3 separate regions of the Mus musculus genome follow, and all the other regions are linked to region 3. A link is a loop called in an ENCODE intact Hi-C map of the cell type or tissue named here. Cell type or tissue: heart. All regions are shown on one strand. Each heading gives the region's core, and the rest is flanking DNA. Links, peaks and the distances in the headings are about the cores only.

Region 1 (6,422 bases), core at 747-5,746, 1.1 Mb before region 3:
GTCTTTCACACTGAGGTGCAATTCCTGTATGCAGCAAAATGTTGGGTCCTGTTTATGCATCCAGTCTGTTAGTCTATGTCTTTTTATTGGAGAATGGAGTCCATTAATGGTAAGAGATATAAAGCAGTAGTGATTGTTGCTTCCTGTTATTTTTTGATGTTATTTTTATGTTTGTGTGACTTTTTTTGAGTTTTTAAGAAGAAGTTTACTTTCTTGCTTTTTCTAGGCTGTAGTTTCCTTCCTTGTGTTGGCATTTTCCATTTATTATCCTGTGCAGAGCTGGATTTGTGGAAAGATTGTGTAAATTTGGTTTTGTCATGGAATATTTTCCTTTCTCCATCTATGGCAATTGTGAGTTTTGCTGGGTATACTAGCCTGTGCTTGCAATGTTGTTCTCTTAGAGTCTGTATGACATCTGCCCAGGATGTTGTAGCTTTCATAGTCTCTGATGAACAATCTGGTGTAATTCTCATAGGTCCGTCTTTATATGTTACTTGACATTTTCCCCTTAATGCTTTTAATATTCTTTCTTTGTTTTGTGCATTTGGTGTTTTGATTATTATGTGTTGGGAGGAATTTTTTTTTTTCTGATCTAATCTACTTGGAGTTCCGTTGACTTTTTTTTTTTTTTTTTTTTTTTTTTTTAATCTTCATTGGCATTTCTTTCTTTAGGTTAGGGAAGTTTTCTTCTATACTTTAGTTGGAGATATTTACTGGTCTTTTAAGATGGGAATCTTCACTCTCTTCTGTACTTATTATCTTTAGATTTGGTCTTCTCATTGTGTCCTGGATTTCCTGGATGTTTTGAATTAGGAGCTTCTTGCATTTTTAATTTTCTTTGACTGGTGTGTTAATGTTTTCTATGTTATCGTCTGCACCTGAGATTCTCTCTTCTAGCTCTTGTATTCTGTTGGTGTTGCTTGCTCTATGACTCCTGATCTCTTCTAGGCTTTCTATTTCCAGGGTTGTCTCCCTTTGTGATTTCTTTATTGTTTCTATTTTTATTTTTAGATTTTGGATGGTTTTGCTCAATTCCTTCATCTGTTTGGTTGTGTTTTCCTATAATTCTTTAAGGGAGTGTTGCCTTTTTAAGGGCTTCTAGCTGTTTATCTGTATTCTCCTGTATTTCTTTAAGGGCATTATTTATGTCCTTCTTAAAGTCCTCTATCTTCATTAAGAGATGTGATTTTAAATCCAAATCTTGTTTTTCCAGTGTGTTGGGGTGTCTAGGGCTTGCTGTTTTGGGAGAACTGGATTCTGATGATGACAAGTAGCCTTGGTTTCTGTTGCTTATGTTCTTGCCCTTGGCTTTCACCATCTGGTTATCTCAGTTGTTCGATGGTTTTGCTGTCTCAGACTGTGGCTTGTCTCTCCAGCAATCCTGTGTGTCAGTACTCCTGGGAGACCAGTTCTTTCTGGGAGGAATTTGGGTATGGAGACCTGTGGCACAAGGTCAGCTCAGGAGTGCATATGGAAACTGGAAGGGTCCTGTCCCTGGCTATTCCTTGGTTCCTGTGTCCTTATGGCTCTGGACATGTCCCTCTTGGGTCAGGAATTTGAAGAGAAGTGGTGGTCTTACTTGTGCTCACAAGTGTGTCGGCACTCCTGGGAGACCAGCTCTCTCCAGAAGATATTTGGGTATGGAGTGCTGTGGCACAGGATCAGTTCCAGGTGCTGTGGAACAGGATTAGATCCCTCTGCAGACAGAAACTGGAAGGATCCTGTTCCAGGCTGGTCCTTGGTTCCTGTGTCCTGATGGCCAGGAAATATAAGTTTTATCACATGCCTCTAACATGTCAAACTTTGCAGAATAAAGTTGGGCAAGTAAGCATTGCCTTTAAGATCTTTCAATATGATGAACAAGAAGAGTTCCTCTTTTTAAACCTTGCAATTAGCTAGCGTACAGAATGTGACAAGCACTATCAGAGGGACTGGTACTCTTTGTGCCTTTCATTGAGTAAAAAGGAGCTGTCGTGCAGTTGCCATTATATTCAATCAGTCTTTAAACAGTCATTTCATGTACAGATGGCCAGAGAAAGCTTCAACAACTGCCAACTGAAGTCATAAATAGCTTTTCCAGTTGGCATGGTGGCACATACCTTTAACTCCAGCACTAAGGAAGTAAAGGCAGGCAGCTCTCTGAGTTTAAGGTAAGTCTAGTGTACAGAATGAGTTCCTGGATGGCCTCAGCTACACAAAATGTAAAGCAAAGCATAAAAGAAAATTAGCCTTTCCTTTGAGACAAAGTTACCTCCTTCAAATTACTATTTTTAAAAGACACAAACAACCTCAAAACCTCAGCCTTCTTTCAATTCTCACCAGCAGTTCCAGATTCTGAACTAAAATATAACGCCCGGGAGGTTGGTTCCAATCTCTTCCATAAAGTGACATCATAAATAATCACGTTCACTCATTGCTTACACCCTGAAAGGTTTGGAAGTGTTCAAATGACAAATAACTTGCTGATCATTTTTCCCTAAATCTAGTATGACTAAGATAAATTTCACTTTTAAGATTATAACCTAGTCCAGCTAGCCTAGTCCAGACTTTAAGTTATAAGAAAACAGGGAACAATTTTATTATTTATAAAAAGAAAATATAATTAAATGTACTTTAAAAAGTGGGCTTTTATGATTTTGACTAGGGAGGGGAGACTACAGTGCGGAGGACAAGAATCAAGCAGTTTTTAGTATCCCCACCAGATGGCACCATGAAACTGAGTTGGTGATAGAGTTAGTCTGGATGTGAGAGGTACAGCAAATAATTTTCAGGCTTGCCCAGATTTCATTTTTCTCTTGCTGTATTTCTCAAATATTTACCAAGCAGTGTGATTGTCCCAATCCCTCCTTTCTTTCTCTACCTGGTGGTGGCGGTGGGGGTGTGTGTAGTATGCATGCCTATTTTCTTGAATGTGTTTCACCTTGTATTTTGGGAAGGTGTCTCTTATTAAACCTAGAACTTGACATCATGACTAGATTGGCTGGCCAGTGAGCTATAGGACTCACCTATTTCTATCTGCTCAGCACTAGAGTTATAGGCATGCACCATCACTCCTGAGTTGTCTTGGGTGTTGGAGATCCAAGCTCAGGTCCTCATGCTTGTTCAGGAAGGACTTTATTCAGTGATGCATCTCCCCACCCTTATGATGAATCTTAAAATTTAAATTAATATTTTTAACTGGTACATGAAACCATAAATATACTAATCAGATACCATATTAGGTTAGATATTGTATATGTTGTATCACACTCAAATGGGATATGAGGTTAGATGTGTGTGTGTGTGTGTGTGTGTGTGTGCGTGCATGGGGACTGAACCTAGAATCCCAGGCATTAATTATTCCATTCGTTTACATCTCAAATGATATCCACTTTCCAGGTACCCCTCCACCCCCCACCCCAATCCCATGATATCCCACTTCCCGGTTACCCCTCTGCTATTCCCTCATCTCAATCTGCTGTTTCCCCTCACCTTTGCCTGTATGAGGGTGATCTCCCACCCACCCCCATTCTCCCACCTCACTGTTCCAGCATCCTCCTACTCTGGGGCATCAAACCTCCCCGGGACCAAGGGCCTCCCCTCCCTTTGCTGTTGGGCAAGGCCATCATCTGCTACATATGTATCTGGAGCTGTGGATCCCTCCAGGTACGCTCCTTGTTTGGTGGTCTAGACTTTGGGAGAATTGGGTAGTCAGGCCAGCCTATGTTGTTCTTCTAATGGGGTTGCAATCCCCCTCTGCTACTCCAGTCTTTCTGCCAATTCCCCCACCACGTTCCATGAATTCAGTCTGATGGTTGGCTCCAAGCATCTGCATCTGCAATTGGTCAGTTGCTGGCCGGACCTCCCCAGAACTGCCATACTTGGTTCCTGTCCATGAGCACCTCTTGATCATGGCAACAGTGTTGGGTTTGGTGTCTGCAGACATGATCTATCCTCAGATGGGACCATTCCTGGTTGGCCCTTTAGTCTCTGTTCCATTTTTTGTTCCTGTTCTTCTTTTGGACAGGAACATTTCTGGGTTAAAAAACATTGAGATGGGTGGGTGGCCTCATCCCTTGACCAGGTGCTATGCCTATCTTCTGGAGGTGGTCTCCATAGGTTCTATCTCCCCCTTTTCTGTGCATTACAGCTAAAGTCAATCCTGTTGGGTCCTGGGGGCCTCATGTTTCTCTGGTGTCTGGGACCCTGCAGTGGCTATCCCCAGTTCTTCAACCTCCCTGCTACCTATTTTTGCTGGATTTCCTGACCCTCTGTATCCCTCTCATATCTCCTCCAGTTTCTGATACTGCCACCCTTATTTCCTCCTCCTTCTTTCTCCCTCCCTTGTCCTCTTCTCCTTCCACCTCCCACAATCTCCTGTTCTCCCCTCAATGCAGGTCTGAAACACCCACCCCCTGGTCTTCCTTCTTCCTACTCTCCATATGGTCTGTAGGTTGTATCATTCTTCTCCTTCGTTAAATTTTCCAGAGGTACAAAGAGGAACAAGCCAGTAAAATCATTTCTGATTTTCTCAATAAATTGTAGAAAATTTGGTACACCTAGTTACCTACTTCATTTTCAATTACAATTGATGGATCAAGATAATCAAAGGCATTAGCTTCTTTAAGTTTAAAATATAGTTTCCACTATGAACCTTCTATATCCACCAAGCTCTCAGGAGGATCTGGAGTGGTTTCAGTAGTTGAAGGTGCTGGTGAATTAGAAGGCAAATTATTACTCCGACTCCAAATACTTAAAACATTTATCCTATACTTCTGCAACTGTAGAACTACTCCTGGTAACAACTTCTGCATTAGTCAGGGTTCTCTAGAGTCACAGAATGTATGAAATGTCTCTCTATATTGAGGGAATTTATAATGATGACTTACAGTTTTGTAGCCCAACTCCCTAACAATGGTCAGATGCCAATTGGAAGTTCAAGAATCTAGTAGTTGCTAAGTCTCACAAGGCTAGTTGTTTCAGCTGGTCTTCTGTAGAAGTAAATTCCAACAGATATGCTGGTAACTAAATGCAAGCAGGTGAAGAAGAGCAAATCTTCCTTCCTTTTCCTTTGTTTTTTGTTTTATTAGATATTTTCTTTATTTACATTTCAAATGTTATCCCCTTTCCTGGTTTCCCCTCCATAAACCCTCTATTCTTTCCCTTCTTGCCCTGCTCACCAACCCACCCACTCCTGCTTCCTGGCCCTGGAGTTCTCCTATACTGGGGTATAGAGCCTTCACAGGACCAAGGACCTCTCCTCCCATTGATGACCTCTGCTACATAATACAGTTGGAGGCATGAGCTGCACCATGTGTACTCTTTGGGTGGTGGTTTAGTCTCTGGGAGCTCTGGGGGTACTGGCTAGTTATTGGGGACCCTGTGCTCAGTCCAAAGGTTGGCTATGAGCATCCACCTCTGTATTTGTCAGGCACTGGTAGAGCCTCTCAGGAGACAGCTATAACAGGCTTCTGTCAGCAAGCTCTTGTTGGCATCTACAATAGTGTCTGGATTTGGTGACTGTATATGGGATGGATCCCCAGGTGGGACAGTCTCTGAATGGTCATTCCTTCAGTCTCTACCCCACACTTTGTCTCTGTAACTCCTTCCATGGGTATTTTGTTCTCCTTCTAAAAAGGACTGAAGTATCTACACTTTGGTTTTCCTTCTTCTTGTGTTTCATGTGGTTTGTGAATTGTATCTTGGGTATTCTGAGCTTCTGGGCTTATATCCACTTATCAGTGAGTACATACTATGTGTGTAGTTTTGTGATTGGGTTACCTCACTCATGATGATATTTTATAGTTCTATCCATTTGCCTAAGAATTTCATGAATTCACTGTTTTTAATAGCTACATAGTACTCCATTGTGTAAATTTTCTGTATCCATTACTCTGTTGAGGGACATCTGGGTTCTTTCCAGCTTCTGGCTATTATAAATAATAAGGTTGCTATGAACATAATAGAGCATGTATCCTTATTACATGTTGGAACATCTTCTGGGTGTATTCCCAGGAGTGGTATTGCTGGGTCCTCAGGTAGTACTATGTACAGTTTTCTGAGGAACTGCCAAACTGATTTCCAGAGAGGATGTGTCAGCTTGCAATCCCACTAGCAATGGAGGAGTGTTCCTCTTTCTCCACATCCTTGCCAGCATCTGCTGTCACCTGAATTTTTGATCTTAGCCATTTTGACTGGTATGAGGTGGAATCTCAGGGCTGCATTTGATTTGCATTTCCCTGATGACTAAGGATGTTGAACATTTCTTTTGTTTCTTCTCAGCCATTTGGTATTCCTCAGTTGAGAATTTTCTGTTTAGCTCTGTTCCCCATTTTTAAATAGGGTTATTTGGTTCTCTGAAGTCTAACTTCTTGAGTTCTTTGTATATATTGGATATTAGCCCTCTATCGGACATAGAATTGGTAAAGATCTTTCCCCAATCT
Region 2 (6,422 bases), core at 747-5,746, 130 kb before region 3:
TCTTTTTATCTTATTATGACTGGCACAGTTTTCTACTGTTTCATCTTTGATGAGGCGCCAGATCATCTTCCATCATTAGACATAAACTTCCATTGCAAGAAGAACATAAACATAAGTTTAGGCATTAAACAAACTACCATTTTTCATCATCCAAAGAGGAACAGGATAATTTAATTGACTTAATTATTTGGCCCCACATTTTATCAAAAGAAAAAAAATAAAATAAAAGGGCCACAAGAACTTCTAAAGCCCAAACCGTGTGCCATAGCTATTCCAAAAGTAGTTTTAAAACAGCTAGCAACAAGACACATTCCTCTTGGCATTTGAGTGCTGGTTATATCAACAGATTTTCTGCTTCTCAGTGAAATTTATTAAATTTAAGTCTAAAATTTTCATTTGCTTTTGTAATTTAACTCATAGAGAGAAGGTATCAGACATAAAATCTGAAATGCAGCTGTGTTGTTTCGAAATGAATAATGTCTGTGGGTGAGACACTGAGTCAAGGGTTTAGTTTTCAGCATAAGGAAAGTATTTTGTGAGTTTTTCTGGAAAAGATGACAGCCTCACAAAGGCAGCCTCCCTTTTAGATAGAGAAATGTGGAGATGAGAACAAAGTGCTAATTTGGCTAGAAAGACAAAACACAAAATAGCTTAGGTGGCCAAGTGAGCATTATGTGGGAGCATCTCTATTTGATTGCATGTAACTTTCTTCTGTTCTCCCTTGTTTTAAAAAATTAAAGTTATAAGCCATTAAAATTTTAAGGCAAACCTCTGATCTCAAATTCAGGAAGAACACACTTCATGGAAAAGAGTAGTGAAAGCATTTTTATTACTCAATACAGAATGTTATCTTGAAGAGATTACAGACCAGAAATCAAGGAGTTCACTAGCTGTTGCTTTCATCAGTATAAGTTATTGCAATATGTGCTGAGTTGAGTTGTGCAACTGGCAGATTAGCTGAGGCTCTGTTTTCTGATGTCTGATGCGTGAGAAAGATAATATTTTAAAATCTTTTGACTGAAATTGTCGGTTTTGCAGTGAAGTCATCTTCTATGTGGATTAACACCAAAACCTAGAAAAAGCAGAAATTGATTGTAAAATATTAGACAATATTTATTTTACATGAAATTCAAGATGACCAAAATTAAAGCTATTCACAAGAAATGGGCATTTCAAGTTATATAAAAAGTCTAAAGTATGAGTGATATCAATTTCATCTCATTTTGAACTTGTGCTATTATGAGTAAATATGTTTCTGTACCATTATAAACCAGTTGTGTATTCTAAATAAGGCAAAAACCCCTCTATTTAAGCTGATGCATAAATTGCACCAGGAATGAGTTTTTAAAAGGGCAAACCCAGGTATTTTTCCAGAGTTAATATATGTTGACTTACTGCTTTTTTTGACATAAAGTCACCTAAAAGAATTTTCTTCTTCCTTATGTAAACAATGCTGATACATAATCAGAGGTCTAGGTTATTAAGATTCAAGACAAAACTGAAATCTCTGCCTGCAAGGGAAAGGAGACTGCAGATCAGAAAAGCTAGATAGATGGGTGTGGTAGAAAAAGAATTTATTGGAAGAAAGTGACTTAATCTCTAGGGAGGTAACCATATTGCAATATAAAATCTTTTCTTGGTTTTTAAAATAACTATTGATTTAATAATGCAATAAATGAAGTAATATGAAAACAGAGAGCAAGATCTGTCAGTAACAACCAGCTGGCAAGCTGATCAGCATGACCTATTTTCTATAAAAGCCATTTGTGTGAACAAATAAATGCTATGATTAACAAGGCCAGTATAACTCAGGAGTGTTTAAAAACTATCAAATAATGAGGTAAATTATAATAAAGGTGATTGGGTCTCTTAGATAAGTTAAAATAATTCACTTTTAAAGACATAAAACCTTTCTCGTCAATTTAATTGTAGCTATTGACTAGATCCAATGCCACTTTATCACTTGTTAGGAGATAGTAATGTTTATGTACACAATCAGTCAAGAGATGTGATCTAAAGATGCTACTGCCTCAATGCATTTGGCACAATATAACAATGAAAAAATGGTGGCAGACAAGTAAAACGAAATATAGGCAATGGTGATCCACTTGGAGCTAGTTAAATCCTTATGGATTATCAACATAAATTCCTTTAGTGTTGCTTAAAATAGCTATGTTTCAGTTAGTCAGACATATGTGAATTAAATTAAAACAATGAGGAAATCAGACAACACTGTTATTAAATTCACCAACTACCTCCCCCAATTATGACATTGCTTAAGACTGACAATCAACAAATAGAAACACATAAAACTAAAGGCTTCTGAACAGCAAAAGGACACCATCATTTAAATGAAGAGATAGCCTAGATACATATCTAGTATCTAAAATATATACAGATTTAAAAAACTAAACAGCAAGAAATAAACACCACCATCTCCAAATGGGGTTGGATATAAATAAAGAATTATCAAAACATAAATTACAAAAGGCTGAAAAATGTTTCTAAATCAGTCAATATAATGGAAACTACTTTGAGACCAACTTACCCTGGTCAGAATAGATAAGGTCAAAGCATAAGTGATAACAAATTCTGATGTGACTGTAGAGGAAGGGGAATGAGTGCATACCAGTGAAACCACTATGGAAATCAGTGTAGATGTTTATATATATAAACAATATATATATATAGCCTAGAAATAGTAAGATAATAATCAATCTCATCCAGCTGTGGAACCTGCAAGCCACAATTATGACTCACCTGACTGCAACAGTGGCATAAATGGCATTGCGTAACCAACTACTTTCTGATTGAATTTAAGTTTCACTTCACTAGGTGGAGCCTATACCTCACAAAGTTGCTGAGGACAATAACTTGTATGCAAAGGTCATAGACCCTAAGGAAGAATCTGCTACCATTATTTTGCCAAGAGGTCATAGTATTAAGGCAACTCCTAACAACTTGTTATACTTACAGATGAATGAATCATTCAAACACTTCAGAGAAGTTTGTTTGTTTGTTTGTTTGTTTATTTGTTTGTTTTAAGCACATGACAATTACCACAGACAGCCACAATGTTAAAGATGAGGAAAATAAGTGACTTGTGAAGTGTTTAGCCCTAAATGAGACATTTAATTTCCCAAAGTTCACAGATCATTGTGGGAAAAGAAGAGGGACTTTAAGAGCCAGAGGTAGAGGATGACTACTGGCTTTTGCAATGAAATTGTTCTTGGGAGACAATAGGACAGTTGCATATATGAAGTCATAGCAATTCTAACAGGCTGCTCAAGACCTGTGAAAGGACAAGCCAAAATATTATCATAATGGAGAGGGAAGGTAGGCACCAAGTTCGATCCCTAGCTAAGTAATTGTAGTAACTCGGTAGTTGCTGAGAGAGGAAAAAGTAGCTTTTCTTAGAGTGTGGTTTGTGGTAGGTCTAACACACTACAGTGGATGGCAAAATGCCTAAGAAATACAGGCAACAAAAATGGGACTTGATAGGTTTAAAAAGAAATGAAGACACAAAGGTGGGAGTGTGTACCAAGGAGAAAATGGGAAGATAGAGGAGGGATAAATATGATCAAAATAAATGTATTGTAGTGATTTCTCAAAGAATTAATCAAAATATTTTTAGAGAAGAAAAACCATTTTCTTTTAGTATCTATATATGAAGCAAAAGAAAATATGGGCATTTTTATAAGCCATCCTAACTAGTAAAAAGAAATAAACTTCTTCACTGGTACACATTTTAAGCTTTATCAAATAATGCCCTTGAAGTTTCCAAATAGCACAAGGAGCATCCACAAAGTGATTTTTCCTTTGTCATGAATGCAGAATCAAAATGATAGGCTGCATTCATACAAATAGGACATGTCTTGCAGATTTCTTGTATGAGTCATTGCTGACCACTATGAGTGCAGGCATGTGTTAGAATGTTATTCTTTCCTCTGAGATTTAGCATCTGTGTTATAGTGAAGAAGCAAAGTCAGTCTCTGTAGCAAAATTATGAAGCAGACATGGTCTTATGTTCTTCCTCCTTACATTTCAGTTGGGCCAATGGCAAGAGGCTAAGAGCTATGCAAAAGCTGAGGGAGTAAGGAAGGTCCTTTCAACCTCAGGAACCAGATCTCTTGGCTGAATGTCCCACTACTCTACTCCACATTTTTCTGGCTTTTATCTTAGATTTTTAATTTTTGCTAAGATTAAAAAAAAATACTTCCATTTCTAGTAAATGGTATTTGTATACTCTAAATTGGGTAGGAAGTTTTGTGGTTTGCAACACTTGAAAAAATATAGTGCACATCTTATATCCATGTGAATGAAGCATTCTGTGTATAATAAACCAATATGGATCACCAAAAACTACTGTCATTGACTTCAAATAAAAGGGAGTTAAGTTCCACAGCATGAAGGAAGTATCTTTCTGAATGGATCTGTGCATGTGTCAGACAGGGAAGCAAACCTGCCCAAGGAGATGAGAGTGAAAACCTGGTATAGATTGAATTCACAAACCTGGATCACACGGTGAGGAGTCGAAAGCCAAATAGTTCACTGTCGATATATTTGAAACAGATCAATTTGGGAAAAGGTTTCTAGGCAACAACCATTCTAGTTTCAGATGCACAATAAAGTGTAAGGTATAACTACATAGAATCTCCTTTATAATGTACCTGTAGACATGAGGATGGGTTCTATAACTAAAAGAATCTAGTGTGGTCTCTGAACAATAGCATAAAGGTCAGTAGTCTAGAAAATGCATGTAGCATCTCCACAAGGTGGTTTAAGGAGGGAAGAGTCTGGGATAATCTTTGGGGTAATTTGGGTGAGGTCTGTTTCCACTGATAGCAAAAAGCTCACCAGGTTGTTAACAAAATCTATTCTCTGCCTTCTGGGTGGAAAAACAGACATTATATCTCCTCAGTTGAAAAAAGACCATTGTATGTTTAACATTTCTGGTTTCACTTGTGTTTTGTAGGTGCAAGCACCATTGCACCCCATGCCTCTTAAGGAAAAGTAGACTAGATTCTCACAACAGTCAGAATGCAGAGCTCTGTGTTTCTTTTACTTTCTCCCTGACTCTCACTTTTCCTTCCTCTGTTTCACTTCCCTCCCATTTTCTTTCCATTTCCCCTACCTTTCTTTCATTTTTTTTCCTTTTATAAACAGGTCTCACCATGTACTCTCTGTTCTTCTTGTACTAGTGATTTTCCTGCTTTGTCATCCAAAGAGCTAGGCTTACAGGTGAAGCCATGTCTCATATTTTCTCTTATAATCCAGGTTATCTATGTATTTATATAAAAGTCTAGTATTATTTTTGAGTTTATTTTGGCTGAGGAGTTTATTTTTTCTGTAAGAATTCTTAACATAACATCTTTTACTTTGTATTTCTTATTTTTGGAGACCAAATTCCAGCCATCACTGAGGCAAATTCCATGTTAGTAAAGTCACATGTACTTTACAAAGCTGTTTATTGAACAATAACAACAAAAACTTGAATTATTATATTTAGTTTTAATACTTCATATAATTTGTCAATACTAATATAGAATTATACTGAGTTCCACAAAATAAATGAAGACTTAAAATGTACAAGGGAGACATTAGTTTGTCATATTGTAGTCATTCTTCTGAGCACACTACCTCTTACAGCTTCTACCAGACTAAAAGTAAGTGCTTTTGATGGTGTATCAGTATTAAGTAAATACATTCTCCACCAGCCAAGCATCTGAAAGGCTCAGAAACACTGGCAAGTGTTTTGTTTCTGGTTTCTGACCTGGATTGAACCAGACACAGTGAAATAATGTGAGAAAGATTGTTTTTAGCCAGAAGCAGAAGTAAATCTGCCAGCTCTTCAGCTTTGACCATTTGAGAAGTTATTTTAGACCTAGCCCATAGTCTGAACTACAAAACTTTTCAGAGGATAATGGAAATTTTAAGCTGTAGGAAGGGTGTTCCTGCTGCAAGATAAAACACTGATGAGCAGCAGAATCAAATTGTAGTCAAGATTCTGGAGAACAGTTGAGGATTCCATGCAATATGCCTTGTGGCTGGCATGTGAGGACCTATGCACAATCCAGTACAGTCAGGAGCAACTAAAGAAGGGTCTAAGGGGGTTCTATCATTCATCTTTAGTGAAGGAAATATATCAATAGTCAATTCTCCATGTAAGCCATGGCATACTATGTTTATTGAATCATTTAAGATGGTTTAACTTTTACAATTAAGTAATTCTAAACCTAGTTTTTACGTTGGTCTCCAATGACAAAATATTTTCATTCTATAGTTACAATTTTTCTAACATGGAAAGAGACTCATGTCTCATCCACAGTTATATATTATTGTCAACATTTGGAAGATTTTTTCTTATGTTTATTTTATGTTATTAAAGCTTAACTTTGTTTTCTCTTGGAACCAGGAACCAG
Region 3 (6,422 bases), core at 542-5,541:
GCATGTTATAAACATATGCATAGGCTGATGTACACATGCTCCAGATGTGCTGTTTCTGTGTCTGTGGGTTGTGTCCTCTACACACAGGGAAAAATATATTAATCATTGCTTTTACTGCTGAGGGGATGGGTTCTGCTCTCATATTTCAGAAAGGGGCTGGAAAGTGAGGGAAGCCAAACTTTTTCCTATTTAAGGCCAGAGCAGAGGGAAGCGAGCGGCTGAGTTTTATGACGGGCCCGGTGCTGAAGGGCAGGGACAACTGATGGTGCTACTCTGAGCTGCTTCTTCCTCTCTCCTCTTTTGCACAAAGAGTCTCATGTCTGATATTTAGACATGATGAGCTTTGTGCAAAGTGGAACCTGGTTTCTTCTCACCCTTCTTCATCCCACTCTTATTTTGGCACAGCAGTCCAACGTAGGTAAGTAGGTACCGATTTGAACAGGCTTTCTGGGTTAATTTTGCCTTAACTTCTTACAAAGGGTAAGATAGTGGGAAAATCAGCCTCCTAAGAATTTCCTGTCTAGCCTCTGACTGTGGAATGTTTTGTTAACCTTAATTTTGTTTTCTATATTTGATTTTTTTAAAAGTTAATGTACATGTATAATATTCTCTAGTTGTTTAAGGTAAAAACTGTTCTTAAATTAACTTGATTTCATGTTCACCTTTTAAAAAATGTTTTAAAGTACTCCCCTCCTGCATTGTGAACATCTTGGCATGCTCCCAGGCCATCTGGAATTTATTGGTCTCTTGTAATAATTTCATGTTCTCCTTTGTACACTGCTCTCTTTACAAAGATAGGATATTTAGCCATGTTTTTCAAAAGAATGCACTAGAAATGTCTCTGAAATGAATAACCCTTAAGAAGATACTAGAAAATAAATAGAATCCCTTATGTATTTCTGTAAAACTATAAATGTGGACTATCTATGGACCTTCCAGAAATGAGCCCAGGCTGCAAAAACGTGTCATTGTTTCTGTTTTTATTGCATTCCATGATTGCACACATTCAATGTGCTCAGAGTTTGCCAAAAGTTGTTTTATGTTCTGTTTAGCTGGATTTCCATTACTGAAGATAACATAATTTAACAGGAATATTTTTGCTTTCCTCCAAACAAGGTAAAGATACAAGTTTTGCTCAAAAAGGCAGACTTGAAATAGTTTTGGTAGCCAAATGTAATGATCTTTATTTTCTTGTGCCCCAAATTAAAAGCAACTGTCTCATTATTTACTTAAATACTTTTAAAAATGCATATGTTCCTTGTCATCATGAAAATTTGGGGTGCACACTTTTTTCAAAATAATTGTGTTGATGTAAATCTTATCTGTGGCTAAAAGAAGTTGCTAGCAGTTCTTTTCATACATAATCAAACACGTTGGTATTTAAACCTTTAGTTTTAGCAAATGCTTCATGAGCATTCGTTTTTCCACTGTGTGCAGTGTCTTCACTAGTTTCAGAAGTTATCTATGCAAGAGTAAGGGAAGGAGACACTTTATATTTCTGTATGTTCAGTCCACAGATACACAGAGAAGGAGCTCCCAGATTGCTTGTTTCTTAATTCTGTTCCCCTTAACCCACCCTTCCATCCCCCTCCATCTTTCCCCCCTCCTTATCTCTCCACCCCTTTTGGCTCCTTAGGAACTCCCCTCCCAATTTTCCTTCCTCACTCATCACCCCTCCCCCATCCTAGGCTTATCCACCTCCCTCCCCCCACCCCAGTCCTCACCCCTCCCTGTTCTCAGTGACTCACTCTCTGCTTCCCATCTTTATTTTCATCCTCTCTCCTCCCCAGCTCATCTTACATTTTCTTTTCTTTGGATAGTCAATTCCTTTTTAGCTTTCTTTTTTCACTTTCTCTTCACATCCTGCCCTCCTGGAAGATGAAACAACCCCAAGCCTTCCCTATTAATAGGAGACATGATCCAAAGAAATGTTAATTCCTTAGCAGCCCAAACTTTTATTCTGAAATCTAGATGAAGAATCATAGAATCTTAATTTTTTTTAAAGAAAGAAAGACAGACAGAAAGAAAGACAGACAGACAGACAGAAAGGAAGGAAGGAAGGAAGGAAGGAAGGAAGGAAGGAAGGAAGAAAGAAAGGAAGGAAGGAAGGAAGAAAGGAAGGAAGGAAGAAACCTATGTCTTTGGGACATTAATTAAAATATCAACATAGTATCTATAGTTTCTTAACAGTTAAAGTAATATGAGAAATACTATAGGAACAGTGGGTGTGTTTCTTCCCAATCTAACTCCAGTAAGAAGAGAAACATGTTTGGTTCTCACCATCTTAACATCATCCTAAGCTCATTTGCTTCCACCTTTGGGCTATGGTCTTTAAAACTCCAAGAAGGATAAAAAGGATTTAAGATCATATATTTCACATTCCTTGCAGGTTTTTAGTGAAAATCCTACTGAATGATTAACTTTGAGGAGATTTCAGTAAGTAGCAGACATTCAGCACACTGGGAACACTCAGAGAACTCTAAAGGGGTTATCTCCTATGTTCTCCAGAAATCCTAGAAGTCGTACAGAATTGCTAGACACTAACTTCTGGGAGTTTTCTGGAATATGAAACATGTCTCCACAAAGAATTCTTGTCTCTTTACAAATCTGTGCAAGTCTTACTTTATTCATGCCTTTTATTTCAGCTACGGAAAAAACGTGGTCTGTTTTATATTTCCTGTGGTTTTTAAGCATGCTGGATTTTTAAGTGCTAAACCATGCCACCTAGTGGCTAACAAAGACACCATTTCCATAACCATCGCCAACATGACTCTTGCACCACAGGATCCTCATATGTGTGTGTGTGTGTGTGTGTGTGTGTGTGTGTGTGTGTGTGTGTGTGTGTGTGTGTGTGCGTGCGTGCGCGCACGCGTGTCCGTGGGGGGGGGGGAGACAGAGAGAGAGAGAGAGAGAGTTTTAAAAACTAAACATTCCTTTTATAAGTAAAATAATTAGATAATGAAATGTTACCAGACATAAGAATACACAAACAAACTGGTAATATATTGTGAGACTTTTGGAAATGAATGTCAAAATAATAGACAGTTTCCAGCCAGGCATGGTGACACAGACCTTCATTCCCAGCTACTTGGGAGGCTGAGTGTAGATGAATACAAGTCCAAAGTCTTCCTGAGTTCAATGTGAGTGTCTGAATGAGAGTGAGACTCTTGTCTCAAAATGAAAAGTTTATAGAAGTCTGGAGATGCAGGTCAGTGGTAGAGAGCTTTTCCAGAGCATATGACGCCCTAGCCTCAATCTCCAATACTGTCAAAGAAAAGATAGAAACTTATCTAAATTCATTGCATCATTTTTTAAATGTATTTTTCCTACTCATTGGCTAATATCATCCTTGCTTAATATTTGCATTCTGCTGACTATAGGTCCATAAATAGATGTTAGTAATATTGCTTCCTTAGGACAGGGACAAAAAACTAAATGTCTTCTAAAGTTTAAGCTTCTACATTTTGCTATGTTGATAATATCACAAAAATTAACTGTGAACCATGAACTGATTTGTGATTTCAAAACTGTAAATGGACTGAGAGAATGAACTCTTGTTTCATATTTTTTAGTTTATTTCTCATTATGTTTAAAAAGGAAAATTATAGCTAAGATTAACATTTACATTTTCTCTTGTTTGTGTTGTCCGAATTACTAATCACATAGAACCAATGGAATAAAATGTATTACAAAGTCACGGTAGTAACCTTACTTCTAACAGAAGAAAATACACAATTATGTACATATTTAAATATCAGTCATGTAACCTACAGTGTGTTTGTAAAGCTTAAAAACAGGAATGGATGAATAGTTTAGTACTGAAACTAAAATTTAATGAAATACTACATGATTTGAGAACAAAAGCATAAACCTTGAACATCTGCCTTTTTTTACTTTTGTAAGTATTTGTAAATAATAGAGATTCCAAGTTCCATACCATTTTTGAAAATTTATTTATAAAGTTTTTTTTTAATGGTAGTCCTTTTTTCTATTCCTTACTCAATTTTTAACAAATTAATCTGGTTTATTAAGCAAAAGGCTCAGGAGCTAATGACTTAACCAGAAATTATCATTCTTTCTGTAAAAATGTACATTGTAAGTAAATAAAGTATTACCAATACAAGATTTTGTTGTTTCTATTCATAACCCCCTTTTATTTCCTCAGCATCTCAACAGTACTCAGAATGATGGGTAAAGGGCCTATAACAGACCCTGCATCACATTTAGATCTAGGATGGACCAGTCAAGCATTGTAGAAGAGAGCAAGTCTTCGGAAACCATGCTGGGAGGGAGAAGTGGAGAGGAAAGGCCCATTAATGAGTGCAGATTCTTCGGTGACTTGCCTTTGGATTTCTTTTTTAAAAGATTTGTCCAGAACTATAGGAGATGCTAAAAGAAAGCAAGGCCTCATTAGAAAGGCCTGTTTCATATCTACAGGCTCAGACCAGGCCTGGAGTGGTAACTCAGAAAAGACTGCCAACCACTGAAGCTCTGTGGTGACCACTGAGGATGACTGTCCCTAGTGCCGGGTTCCTATGTGTACTTTGTGACAGGCAATAACTGATAACGCCACCTTGAAGCCATTAAAGTGATTGCTTGTAAGTCAGAGCCGGGAAGATCAAAGATGAGCTTGCCTTTGCTGGACCTGGCAGACACTAAAGCTTCGGGTACACTGTGACTTTCTGGCAATGTGTGTGAGCTAATTCTCATAAAATGTTTCGTTCTGTTTCTTAGAGCTAAAAGCTTAGTGTCATTATTTTCCATGCTTAGGAAAAAAAAAAATCCACATTGTTTTTTTTTTTAATCCAAAAGTTTTAAAGGAGGAAACTTTGCCTGTCAGGAAAGCAGTGGAAACTCTGAGCTAGCTCTGCACAGCAGTCGTTTGTTAGCTGCACTTTGGAGAGTTACATTAACCACTAGAAGTTCTGTCTGTGCCTAACAAAAACATAGCCCAAGTGGATTCCTTTCAGATTAACTAATCAAAGCCTTGCTTTTTCCATGGCTGAGGTCAAGCCCTGCCATTTCAAATGTAATCTCAATGAACAAAACGGAAAGTTCAAATGGAAGAAATACTAAAATTGCCCCAAAGAAGAAATTGCCACAACTAATCCAAAACTTATTAATAGTTAAATTAGCTTTGATAATTAGCATTGAAGGATGACTTTCTCAGTTAACATAGTTGTGAGACATTTTTTGTTCTTATGTTTGTTATTGTAGAGGCCAACAAGCTATGTTTCTCACAGAAACACTTTATGATGTTGCACAGAATTTATAGTGCCCAAGTAGCATTCAAAGGAGACTTGTGCTCAAGTTAGAAGTTAACAAATGCAAATCAAGCAAAAACTATAGTTTTTGAATAGTAGTGCCTTAGCCATCCTAAATACATCTATGTATCTGATGAAGAATGTTTATGTTTGTTTTTGTCAGTCTTAGTGCCTGGCTTCCAAGTCACACATTCATCTTGCTGGTGGTCTGGATCCCATCAGGGTGGCCTTGGAAATACAAGCCTTTTTCATAAGGTCAAGAGAAATAAACAGTAGGATTCCACTCCAGATGGTATCTTCCCATTTTAAGATTAGAGAAAAAAAAGACATTTTGGAGATCACTGTTATTCCTTAAAAAAAAAAAAATCTGTCTGCATACTCGAGAGGGTACAGAGTTCACAAACCATCTGGGACAGGGCACTGAAACAGGTCTCTTTCATTCTATAGTATCCTTGAAAGCAGTAAAAACATAATGGAGTTAGGAGTATCAGATTTTAGAAAAGCATACTAGATTCAAATCTGAATTCCTTTAAGTATTTTACCTGGATAATTACTCAGTTTGACCCAGATTCTTTGTGTGCATTCAGGATTGTGACAGCATTCAGCTCAAAACATGCAGGAAGGAGATCATAAAATTGATATAAACCATCAGGTATAGTGATGAACACCTGCATTCCCAGCAGTCGAATGCAGTGATACACAACGGCATTTCGAGCAGTTTGATATTAGTGATGCATACCTGCATTGCTAGCCGTCTGCACCTATGTTCCCAGCAATCTGAAACCTTGGAGCAAGGACTGTGGTTTCAAGGCTAGCCTGGTGGCATCTATAATTTGAAAGAAAAGAAAAAGATGTCAGCCACTCAAGAGTAGTACCTAGAACAGAGGCTTGATCTATCATTCGTTTGCCAAGTACTGTCAACTACCATGACACCGTGAAAAGAATTAAAGTATCATGTAATGATAGGAAAGATTACATGAACATCTGCATTCTCAAAGTATAAAACTAAAGTTGCTACACAGTAAATTAAATATATTAAATATTTTCATAATTTGGTAGGATCCATTATAGATGTATTTCGATGATTATACATACTTTACTTTTCCATTTATCTATTTTTATTTTGGCAAAATAAATATCAATCAAGTTGTAGGAAAA

Evidence for each region. Hi-C counts contacts between places; a loop is a spot of excess contacts. Peaks named below come from ENCODE experiments on the same cell type or tissue, not always from the same donor. Only the 100,000 strongest peaks of a DNase experiment are listed, where the experiment ranks them.
Region 1: a loop joins it to region 3, with 9 times the contacts of the local background. A loop is called at or near these places in 13 of 42 quality-filtered maps.
Region 2: a loop joins it to region 3, with 4 times the contacts of the local background. A loop is called at or near these places in 2 of 42 quality-filtered maps.

The regions. Positions count from the first base shown.
Region 1 is chr1:44,226,537-44,232,958 of GRCm38, forward strand. No RefSeq gene overlaps it. Among named protein-coding and RNA genes, the nearest start is that of Mettl21e, 11 kb to the left of the region's middle. In heart, for the core only: a CTCF peak has its summit at 2,703 (motif pointing right); no DNase peak of the experiment used is centred there.
Region 2 is chr1:45,179,052-45,185,473 of GRCm38, forward strand. No RefSeq gene overlaps it. Among named protein-coding and RNA genes, the nearest start is that of Col3a1, 130 kb to the right of the region's middle. In heart, for the core only: no CTCF peak of the experiment used is centred there; no DNase peak of the experiment used is centred there.
Region 3 is chr1:45,311,415-45,317,836 of GRCm38, forward strand. Col3a1 (collagen, type III, alpha 1) reads left to right here and starts at 124. Exons shown (of 51, transcript NM_009930.2): 1 at 124-418. The coding sequence starts at 334. In heart, for the core only: a CTCF peak has its summit at 2,699 (motif pointing left); a DNase peak (open chromatin) is centred at 1,667; H3K4me3 peaks cover 2,754 bases; H3K27ac peaks cover 3,414 bases.